2 separate regions of the Mus musculus genome follow, and region 1 is linked to region 2. The links are chromatin contacts, found by Hi-C or POLR2A ChIA-PET in ENCODE. All regions are on one chromosome and are shown on one strand. The core of a region is the stretch at or near the end of the contact, and the rest is flanking DNA. Distances in the headings are between cores, read along the strand shown. Region 1 holds the start of Mrto4 (mRNA turnover 4, ribosome maturation factor). Region 2 holds the start of Slc66a1 (solute carrier family 66 member 1).

Region 1 (5,699 bases), core at 2,478-4,977, 42 kb after region 2:
CTAGTAAGTAGGGGTCATAGCCCCATGGGTCTGGAGATTAAGAACAGAGTTAAGCCAAGCTTGGCCCTCCTGAACCATAGGCCAGTCACAAAGTTGAAAAGAGCAGGAGAGACGGCAGCTGAGCTCCAGCCTCAAATAGTGAGGGCCAGTGACCTACCTGATGTAGGTTGTCTTTGTATTCATCAGATGGGCTTCGACCCAAGGCCACCATCATCACCTTGTTTTTGCCAAAGAACATCCTACCACAAAGAAGAGGGTGTGAGCCAATGCCCAGAACCAGGCGACAGGAGGTGTGGCCAGAGCCCCTGTTCTCCATGCAACCCACCCATGTGTCCCCAGGATTCCTGTTTAGATTTTCTTATTCACAGGATCGGATCTTGCCAACAGTTTGAGACAGCTCACTTCGAGCCTCAAAAATCACCTATCCATGTCTGCTGTGAGCAGAAGCATGGTCAACAGGCCTTACTGGAGCTGGGGCAGCATACAGTGACCCCAGAGCCACCTGCACAAGTTGTGTAACCCGTCAGCTCCTGGAGCCTGCTTTGGGGTCAGATGCACACGATGACACTTCTATTAGAGTGTGCCAGACCAGGGACCACTTCCTTGAAATACCCCCAGTGACCAACAAATCCCATCCCCAGCTCAGGGAAAGCCCAACTCTGACAGAGACCGTGCTCTTCAGCAGGCGAGCTGCGGCCTTGAAGGGTCAATCTGCTCCTGGGCTCTGATGAGAGCGGTTCTCGCCTCTTCCCACTGCACGCTCACCGGCTGTGTTTCCAGGCGTTCCGGATGTCTTTCAGCTTGCTGTTCCTCATGTTGGCCACAGAGAAGATGAAAAGGTACTTGTAGGTGTCCACACATTTCCGAAGCTGTGGGACAATTCATGAGGCTCTGGAGTTGAGGGACAGCACAGGCTGGGCAACTCTGGCCTCACACGAGAGAAGTGGCAATAGGCCTTTAATCTTCCACGGGTGTGACTGACACCAGGGTCATCTACCACTGAGGGTGAGCAGGGACCCACACTCTATGGTCCTTCCATGACCAATGTGGAACAATCACCCTGTTTTCCTCTGTTCACTTAGTTGATCTAGAAACATCTACCCACCCTGGGAAGGCCCCTGCTAAATCAAAATACAAGGAGCCCCACCTTATCAACAAGGAGAGACATGTCGCCCTCACTGCCCTGGCCAGGCTCCTGAAGGAAGCCTCTCTATGGTAAATAAAGCTCCATTTCCAAAGAATAGGGAATTTGTGCCCGGGGAGACTGCACTTATCTGACCCAGAACCAGCAGGTCAGCTAGAGATAGCTGGCCACAGTCACCACCTGGTGACCTCCAGCCTTCTAACATTGGGCAGCATTACAAACTCACTAATAAGCTTTAATTACCCCTGAGCACAAAACAGCAATAGCATCACCTGGTCCTAGGTCATAGGGATGCTGTGGGGAGGTATGGGAACAATTCTACTAACCAAAGATCGATCGATCTATCTAGACAGACAGACAGACAGACAGACACACACACACACACACACACACACACACACACACACACACACACACACACACAGGAACAAGCAAGCACTTACCTCTTCTATCAGGTTCTGCTTCAGTTCCAAGCCTTTCTTGGCAGTTTTTGTTAAAGAAACTAAAAACCAAGAAAAAGAGATGGTGGCAACTGTGAGTGTGGATGCTCTGGAGACTAATTCTGCTTCCCTCTTTGGAGGCTTGGCTAAACTAAGCCAGTGTGACAGAGGCAGCAATGGACAGTCATTCCTGGCATTCAAGGCTGACAGAGCGTTTGCTTTCCTAGCAATCTTGGACCCTAAGATCCCTAAATACATCCCCTGCCATAAACAAAGTGCCCTTAGTTCCTTGGGCCGACTGTTGCATTTATTGCAGTATTACCATACTCAATATTCCTGCGGATAGAGCGCTGTCTGTGGGATTCCCAACCTGCTGGCCAAGGTGGGGCTATGGAATGACAGGGACCAACTCTTCCTTTTGTAAAAACCACAATCTTGCTACAAAGCTGTTTAGGCTGGCCTTAAACTCAAGATACAGTTCCTTACTTCTGTCTCCTAAGTGGAGGGATTCCAGGCATGTACCACGTCATCCTGTTGGGACCTTATCTTTCCTATTCTGTTATATACCTACACTTCATTTTTGTAATCTGAACCCAAGACTACAGCAACGCTGGGGAGAGGGCAGATGGGGGACACAACCTCTACTGAAAAGTGACCCAGGCTCTATCTGTCCTACTCCCAAGAGTTCCCGGCCTTTGCTTACATCTGTCCAGGGCTCCTTCCAGACCCTAACGACTCTATAAGAACTTACTAAAACATCAGCTATAATGCCCTGGGTGTCCCCAGGAGCCGATATGGCCCATTCATCTACCCTGCCTGCCACTCACAGTCCCTCTTTACAAGGCACACAGTCACACCCAGCCAGTCATTCCCGGACTCTCCACCGCTAGGATTCTGGTGCGACTTAGCATGCTGCAGGTGGTTGCTGGCCTTGCTGCCTTCATATTCTCTGTGCTATCAAGGGACCCTTTCAAAGCAAAGCCACACCAAAGGCTGGGTCTTTTCCTCTAAGCCCACTTTGTTCACTATGGCCACACTGGCTGTCCCACAATATGTTAATCACACCACAGACCCCTTTCATTTTGTGTTCCCTCTATTCCAAACGACCTTCTCTAACCGCTGAGAGTTTTCCTGACAACATTATGCAAAACACTATCACTCCCACCTGCTCCATACTCCACTTGGACTACCTGACACATTATACTGACTTGACAGGGGTATAGGAGACAGACAGACAGACACACACCCCTAACTAAGGTGGTGAGTCTGATGAAGCCGGACCCTTTTTGTTCAACTGTCTTGTCTTCTAACACCCACAAAAGCGCCAGCCCGCTAGCTTGATGTAGTGGCTCAGTATGGAATCCTAGTATTTGGGGCCAAGGCAGACAGTTGGAAGAGTTCAAGGCCCCAGCAATAAATAGACAAACAAAACATGCAGTAGTCGAAACTGTAAAACCCCTATTTTCTTGAGATAATGAGACCGTCCTAAGCAAATCTGAGCTACATCGTCAAGATCCTCTCTCAAACACACACGGTCGCTCGCACATGCCAGGGGATGTAGACCAGTGCTATGTGGGTAGTGTTTGCCTAACAAGAGCGTACTTGGTTTAGTGATGCTGCCTGTAATTCCAGCAATCGGGAGGTAGAAGCAGCAAGGTTAGTTGTGTAAGACTATCCTGGTTGGCAAGTTCGAGGAGAGCCTGGGCTATGCGACTGCTGTCGGCCCGGACCAGTTTCCAGCTCTCTCGCTATCTCGGCCGGCCGAGCCTCTCGGAGAGGCCCCGGCGTCTCACCCGCGTCCCCCTCGCCCCCTTGACGCAGGCCCCCCGAACCTACCTTTCTTGTCTCGCTTGGATTTGGGCATCGCGGCAAAGGCACGTGCGGCGGAAGACTGGGCGGCCGGTTAGGACCCGGCTGCCGCGGGGGCTTATGGGACGGCGCTCGGGGCTGCCCCTCGCGTGTGCCTGAACTGTGGCGAGCCCTCTCTTCCCCGCCTGCGCTCCGCCCAGTGTCCTGAAGGCCACTTCTCTGCCCAGGTCCCGGGTCCCTCCAGTCCCGGCGGCTTCCGAGTCCCGAGCACTCCACCAAGTCCCTCGCGAACCGGTTCCTCTCTATGGCTCTGCGGAGGGAGGGGCTTGAGGCCCGGTGCATGCCGGGCTGGCGGCAGGCGGTGCTTGGGCTTCAATCATGGCGGTCGCGGTGGCGTCTGGGTTCTGGATCTGGGCTGCTGTGCTGCTCGTCCCTGCGGCCGCGGTCTACGAAGACCAAGTGGGCAAGTTTGACTGGTGCGTACAGGTGACGCTTCTCCAGGACGTCGGTGTTTGCTTCCTCAGCATCTGTCTCCCTCCTGCTAATCTGAAGGAGATTTGCTATGGAGCCGAACCCAGACTATAACTTAACGGGGGTGCGGGAGGGTGCTTTCAGGGAGAAGTGAATGAATGAATGAATGCTGCACCCTGTGCAGAATGACAATGTGAGAGTCTCCTCTTCAGATATGAAGAGTCGTAAGATGTCAACCCAAGAGCTTTATGTTAAGCATGGAGGGAGCTCTTTAAGCCGCCCTGTGTGTGACGGTGCAGATTGCTCCGCAGTGAAGGCAGGCTTTAAGGGTTTTGGTCAGAGGTCACTAGTTCCCTCCTTTCCTGTCATGTCCGATTTTGTGGCTGTCAGGTTTGTGATCTTCTGGGTCCCAGGTCACTAGCCCCAGTGAACTTTAAGCCTGAAACTAGCTGGTGTCACTTAGTCCACTTGTCTCACAAGTTCTAAAGTGAGCCTTTTCCTCTGAGGGACTCTCTGGGTGCAGTGTGGCCTCTCCCTCTCCAAACTGACATTCGTTCGCTCACCCCTTCCTTCTGACTGTGCTTATTTCAGATTGAATAAGCATTTGGCTACTTATCAGTTGTATGCTTCTGGGGAAATTGACAGACAACTAACACACACACACACACACACACATACATATGTATTTTTTTTAAAGGTGTTCATTTTGGGTCCTGGTCCCAACAATCATTAGCCTATCTGGACTTTGGTGGCTCACAGCCATCTGTAATGGGATCTGATGCCCTTTTCTGGTGTGTCTGAAGACAGTGACAGTGTACTCACATACATAAAATAAATAAATAAATCTTAAAACAAAACCAAACCCCAAAGCCGGGCGTGGTGGCGCACGCCTTTAATCCCAGCACTCGGGAGGCAGAGGCAGGTGGATTTCTGAGTTCGAGGCCAGCTTGGTCTACAAAGTGAGTGCCAGGACAGCCAGGGCTACACACAGAGAAACCCTGTCTCGAAAAACCAAAAAAAAAAAATCAAACCCCAGAAGCTCCTTTAAAACAAACTAGGCTAAATAACACAGTGGTCTAAATGAGAGATGTCATCTAAATGCCAGGCTCAATCAGTGTGCCTCAGACAGCAGCATTTCCCCATTGCAACAGTGTGCAAGCCGTGCCCCTGGAAGTCTGTTGCCGCTAAAAATTAATTAGGCCGAGGACTCTGGGGTGTTGCCTGAGTAGGTAGGTGTTACATTTAGCTGGCAGACTGGTATTGTCTCCCATGTATATGGTGGCAGTTCTCTCCTGCCTTCTTTTGCTTCTGAGTACGTTGCACAGAACTCTTGCGTATGCTCGGAGCTCTTCATTAGCACGCACTTCTTGCGTGTGCTGAGGGAGATGTGCTGGTGTGAGGCAGCAGTTTGTCTTCGTGCCCTGACGTTCCCCTGCACTGGTCCTCAGGAGACAGCAGTATGTTGGGAAGATCAAGTTTGCCTCCTTGGAGTTTTCCCCTGGATCCAAGAAGTTGGTTGTGGCCACAGAGAAGAATGTGATTGCGGCGTTAAATTCTCGGACTGGAGAGATCTGTGAGTGAACTGCGGAGACCAGAGGCTTCTGGGAAGGAAGCTGACTGGGTGCATCTGAGCGACCCGTGGCTTGCCTTCTTTTTATGTTCTCTAGTCTTGTTGTCTTTCACTGGGTAAATTTGTCGCACTGCCTTTGTAATTCCTTCCCTCTGTCCTGAAGGCCTTTAAGATAGCACTGCAAGCCGGGCGTGGTGGCACACGCCTTTAATCCCAGCACTCGGGAGGCAGAGGCAGGTGGATTTCTGAGTTCGAGGCCAGTCTG
Region 2 (5,738 bases), core at 493-2,992:
GGATTCTGACTCTCATGGTGCATGTCCTTAAAGGCTGGTCGGGGAGACAATCTCCTACAACGCCCATTTCCCCTCCAACTCCAAGGAAAGCCAGGCAGGTGCTCCCCACCAAAGCAGATGCAGGTTCCATTCTGATACTGGATCAAGTTCAAAATCACAGAGGCAAGGTCCTAAGGACCCCAAGAATGACCCTCCTAACCTCATCTCCTGCCCCAGGTCCTCAGAGTCCCAGGCACCTGCACAGCCTCTCTCTTCCTCTAGGGAATCCTTCTCTATCACAAATGCCTAGTAGAGATACCCTGACCCATTTCTAACTTGCCTATCCAAGGGACATTGCCGCCACCGCCTCCAGTCCCCTGGAACACAATCCTGGAGAAGAGGCAACACTGTCCCTGTTAACCAGTGTTCTTCAAGCAAGTCTCTCTCCCCTCTCCCCTGTCTGTATCCTTCCCAGTCTCGTGGGTCTGGATGCACCAGCTGTACAACAAAAGGCTCGGAAAATGTAAAGGAGAGGGAGAGGGAGAGGGAAGGAAGCATGATGAAGAGAAAAAAAAAAAAGGAGGAAAGAAACAGAACAAGAAAAAAGAGGGGAGGCGGGAGCGGGAAGCGTATGCAAGGAAACTTGTAAATTGAGCGGGCCCAGGGCTGAGATGTCGCTCTGGGCAAGTGTTGGAGTTTCAGCATTCTGATGTATACAATGAAGGAAATCCTAAAAGGCACTTACTTACCTCCTAAACTGCATGCAGACTACAATAAAACCCAGGCCAAACCTCCATATCCCACGCTAGTCAAGTGCTCTACCACTGAGCTACATACATTCCCCACTAGGGGATTGGCTTTCGCGGCTCATGTCCGTAAAGGCTGGCCAGGAGACAGTATCTCCTGCCACATCCAGCTCTTCCCCAATTCCAAGCAAAGCCAGGAAGGTGCTTCCCACCAAAGCCTATCTGGCACAGTCAACAGTAATATTCTGTTCTTGCTGTAGCCCCCTGGACCACATTGTAGCATGGAGTACACACGAAGTGAACCTGAAACTACACACTTCTTTCTTTCTTTTTTGGGCAGGTGGGAACGGGAGCAGTTTGAGACAGGGTTTCTCTGTGTAGCCCCTGGCTGCCTTGAAATTAGCTCTGTAGACCAGGGTAGCCTCGAACTCAGATATCCGCCTGCCTTTACCTCACATTTCTAACCAGCCCTCTGTGGAATCCTGCGGTGAGCTTGGCGAGGAATGGGACATTCTGGGTTCCCTACCTGCAGAGCTACGGAGAATGTGTCAGGGGAGCGCAATGGCTCCGGGATCCTACCCATTCCTGGCCTCCAAACCAAGGCTCTAACTCCTTCCGGTGACTCTGCGGGTTCGGAGGGATAATGATAGGGCAGCGGCTGGGGCAAGCGCCGCGAGGCCCCCACCCAGAGCAGGGAAAACAAGGCCGCCCAGTCCAGGGAAGCCGAGAGGCCGGAAGGCAAGGACCTGCAGGTAAGAAGTGGGGCCGTCCCGGATCCCTGGCCAGGTTGGGCAGAGACCCACGATCCCGCTCCCCAGGAGGGGACCAGCGCCGGGGACCGTGCAGAGCTGGAGGAGGGTGTAGAAAAGACTTAGCTGGGCGCGTCTGGAGTCCCGACCCCCCAGCCCGGGACAGCCGCCAGCCCCCTTCATCCTCACCAGTTCAAGATCCACAGCCGGTGTCAGCTTCAGGATCCGAGCCCGCCGGGATCAGCTGACCTCCGCGAAGTCCCGCCCCCCGCCGTGGGCGGAGCCTGAAGCTTCGAGTGCGCAGGCGCAGTCTCCATGCTGCGTGCAGCGTCCAGAGCCGTGGGCCGCGCTGCTGTTCGCTCCGCGCAGCGCTCCGGGACTTCGGTCGGGCGTCCTCTCGCCATGTCCCGGCCTCCGCCACCCCGCGCCGCCTCTGGCGCCCCTCTCCGGCCCGCTACGGTGCTGGGCACCATGGAGATGGGGCGTCGCATGGATGCGAGTGCTAGCGCCGCTTCGGTCCGCGCCTTCCTGGAGCGCGGCCACAGCGAGCTGGACACGGCCTTCATGTACTGCGACGGCCAGTCCGAGAACATCCTGGGCGGCCTGGGGCTCGGGCTGGGCAGCGGCGACTGCACAGGTAACCGCTGCACCCGGCCTCCCCCGCCCCCCGCACCGAGTAGAGCTGAGCCGGTGCCCGCAACCGGCGTGCACCAGCCAGGATCTGCATCCAGGAGCTTCGGAAGCTCCGGATCCACAGCTGGGTCTACCCCAAGCTCCCAAGGCAACTGGAGTCCTGAACTAGTGAACTGAACTTTGTCCCGCCTCTCCTTAGAAACTTCTAGTTGCAGCTACCGAGGCGGGTGCGAGGAAGCTTCCTACGCTAATGTTTAGCCTACTCTGGGCGCTTTGCTTCCTACCGCAATCCCTGCCTCCCGGCCAACCGTTGTCCATAGCCGCCCCCCCACCCCCGACACGCCCCCCATCCCCACCAGGCTTTTTGTTCGTGCCTACCCCTCTTGCCCTCACCACCTCTGCGCTCCTGGAGAATGCTTATCATTCCGGTCTTTTGTCCGGACTAGACTTTGTCCCGTGCAGTCGACAGCACCTGTGGATCTCAAGGAGACCTGTGGCAACAATGCCTAGGGCCCAGCTGGGGGCAGGGGCGGAAAGGTGGCGTCGGGAGAGGGCATTTCGGCCTTTGTGCCCATTCTCTGTGCCAGGTCTTACAATGGCAAACTCTGTAGCTCTGTAGGCTACCGTGGGAGAAGTGATTTCTCCACGGAGAGTTAAAGGTCCAACGAGGAAGACTGTAGCCGCGATTGCTGAGGAGTGCAGGAAAGAGTAGCTTGTCGGGAAGAGCAGTAGGCAGAGCCCATAGAGAACTGGGGATGGGCCCTACAGTGTAAGTAGGGTGCACCGGAGACTGCAATCCTAGCTATTGGAATATGGAGTTTGAGAGTTGCAAAGTACGTGTGTGATCAGTGACGCGTGTCCCGCGTTGGAAGGGGAGGGGAACCGCCCTTCATTTGCTTGAAGCTATTGGAGTCTCAGGAGGGTGCCTGATACGTAAAGAGGCCTCACTTTTACCTGTTCTGAGGTTCTTCCTCCCGGTTCCTGTACAGTGGGCTCCATAGACTCACATGGGGTAAAGCTCACTTAAGTGAGTGGATCTCTCAAGCCGAATGCTGTAGAGTTCACCTGGATGACATACATTACTGATAATGAACATTTCAGTTTTCTCCCCCAACCCCCCCTTCTTTAGCCCATTTCTGCTTCTGAAGACTCAATGGGCCAAAGTCCTCAGGCAAAAGGTTACAGAAAGAATGCCTTGGGGCTGGGGCGGGTGTTGTAGTAAGGAGATGCTGTGGTCTTCTAGCCTTTATCCTGTGGGATCAGAGGGCTCCCCTTGTTCTTGCCAGAATCCATCCATCCTTCCGCCGTCGTCCATCAGTCCAGGTAGTTGGTTCCATATCTGGGAAGAAACAGTGCAGAGCACTGAGGAGCAGCTACAGTACGCTTGCATTACAGGCTTCTGAGGGTCTGAAAGGGATTTGTGTTAAGATTGATGGCTTTCAAGGAACACATTCAGGCCCCCGTGTCTCTTCCCTAACTTTTTTTTTTTTTACCTGCATGTATGTGTGAGCCCACAGAGGGTACTGGATACCCTGGGACTGTATTTATACATGATTGTAAACCAACATGTGTGGTTCTGAGAACCTCTGAATACTTCGTGAGAACAGTAAGTTCTCTAAACCACTGAGCCATCTCCCCAGCCCCTCTTGCCTAAATTCTTAGTCTTTAAGGATCTCCATGCTTTCAGGCCTGGCCCTTTGAGTTCCATCTCCAGTCTTTATTTCTTATTTAATGTATGAGTGCTCTTCTGCGTGTACACCCACATGCCAGGAGAGGGCGCCAGATCTCATTATAGATGATTGTGAGCCACCATGTAGTTGCTGGGAATTGAACTCAGGACCTCTGGAAGAGCGAGCAGTCAGTGCTCTGAACTGCTGAACCATCTCTCCAGCCCCTATGTACATTCTGTGGTGAGAAGGAGCCAATTAATGGGCCCACAGCATCCTGACAATACCTAGGAACATCAAGTCCAAGGTCTAAAGGATGTTTGATTCTGCACAATCATGTCTCAAGTCCCATATTGCCCACCCTGCAATATACGATCTGTATGGCAAGCACCTTTATCTACCTACTGAGACAACTTACCAGCCAACATGTCTTCTTTTAATGTCTATTTAGGTACTTTCTCTTTAAAAAAAAAAGTTAAAACTTTTAAAGATTTTTTTTTTAAATTATATGTGGACAAGTGTTTTCCCTGCATGTGTGGGTGTGTACCATGTGTGTGCCTTGTATCCAAAGAGGGGGCTAAAGTGATGGATGATTCTAAACTGCCATGTGGGTGCTGGGAACCCAGCCTAGGCCCTCTGCAGGAACAAGTGCTCTTAGCTGCCAAGCCAACTCTACTGCCCCTAGTTTGTACTCTTAATTAAAAATTATTTTTTAAGAATCCCTCAGTTCACAGATAGCATGCAAAAATGAGAAAGATTTTAAAACTCCCTAGAATTTTAAGATTCCTTTATATATGTATTTTATGTACGTGTGTGCTCTCTATCTGCATGTATGTCGGTGGAAGAGGGCATCGGATTCCACTGCAGATGGTTGTGAGCCACCATGTGGTTGCTGGGAAATGAACTCAGGACTTCTGGGAGAGAAGCCAGTACTTTTAACCGCTGGGCCATCTCTCCAACCCTCTACCTGGAATTTAAAAAAGAAAAAAAAAAAAAAGGAAAGAAAGAAAGAAAGAAATGTAGCCCCTGTGCCTCCCATATGGGGACAGTTCCATTCTTGTCACCTCATCTTACAAATTAGGAAATGGGAGCTAAGTTAAGTAATCTAGCCAGGAACAGTCACATTTGCATGTCCAGTGAATAATTCTTATAAATCCTTTTTTTTCTCTTTTGTGTGTGTTTGTTTCTGAGACAGGGTTGGTTTCTCTGTGTAGCCCTGGCTGTCTTGGAACTCACCACGTAGACCAAGCTGGCCTCGAACTCAGAGATCTGCCTGGCTCTGCCTCCCGAGTGCTAGGATTAAGGATGTGGGCAACCATGCCCAGCCTTCCAATAAATCTTAATCTTTATAATCTTGCTCCAAGTGAAAATCGCCACCAAGGCCAACCCCTGGGAAGGGAAGTCACTGAAGCCTGACAGCATCCGGTCCCAGTTAGAGACGTCTCTGAAGCGGCTGCAGTGTCCCCGGGTGGATCTCTTCTACTTACACGCTCCCGACCACAGCACTCCTGTGGAGGAGACACTTCGTGCCTGCCACCAGCTGCATCAGGAGGTGAGGGAGGGGGCCCTGAGCGCAGAGAGGGGATCACTTAGCTTCTCGCCCTGAGTCTGCCAGGACAGTGAGGCTCTCTGGGCACAGACTCGGTTCCCAGGTTCCTCACCAGCGCAGTCTTCTCTTCCTGGTTCCGTGGGCTGAGCTAAGTTGTAATGAGTCCTCTCCCCTGCAGGGCAAGTTTGTGGAGCTTGGTCTGTCTAACTATGCCTCCTGGGAAGTGGCTGAGATCTGTACCCTCTGCAAGAGCAACGGCTGGATCCTGCCAACTGTGTACCAGGTGAGGGGAACTTGCTGTGCTAGGGCCACCCAGGCCTCGGGGTTCAATTGATCCTGGGTTTTCCTGTGCTTTGGATCCCCTCCTTCTACCCTCATAGCAGGCCTTCCCTCTTCAAAGCAGGCACAGCCTCAG

The links. A loop is a pair of places that touch in the nucleus more often than their neighbours do. ChIA-PET counts read pairs that join two places held with the same protein, here RNA polymerase II (POLR2A).
Region 1: a map of left cerebral cortex shows a loop between it and region 2 (5-fold over the local background). The contact joins the promoter of Mrto4 here to the promoter of Slc66a1 in region 2. A Hi-C loop is called at or near these places in 3 of 37 maps with a recorded cell type or tissue (heart and left cerebral cortex). POLR2A ChIA-PET finds 5 or more read pairs at or near these places in 4 of 5 experiments (Patski and embryonic stem cell).

The regions. Positions count from the first base shown.
Region 1 is chr4:139,348,849-139,354,547 of GRCm38, forward strand. It overlaps Mrto4 (mRNA turnover 4, ribosome maturation factor), which reads right to left and starts at 3,728. Exons shown (of 8, transcript NM_001290810.1): 1 at 3,421-3,728; 2 at 1,588-1,646; 3 at 766-869; 4 at 158-239. The coding sequence starts at 3,448. Emc1 (ER membrane protein complex subunit 1) reads left to right here and starts at 3,739. Exons shown (of 24, transcript NM_146157.4): 1 at 3,739-3,869; 2 at 5,313-5,437. The coding sequence starts at 3,772.
Region 2 is chr4:139,308,966-139,314,703 of GRCm38, forward strand. Slc66a1 (solute carrier family 66 member 1) reads right to left here and starts at 1,743. Exons shown (of 9, transcript NM_145384.3): 1 at 1,664-1,743. It overlaps Akr7a5 (aldo-keto reductase family 7, member A5 (aflatoxin aldehyde reductase)), which reads left to right and starts at 1,779. Exons shown (of 7, transcript NM_025337.3): 1 at 1,779-2,111; 2 at 5,139-5,326; 3 at 5,502-5,606. The coding sequence starts at 1,790.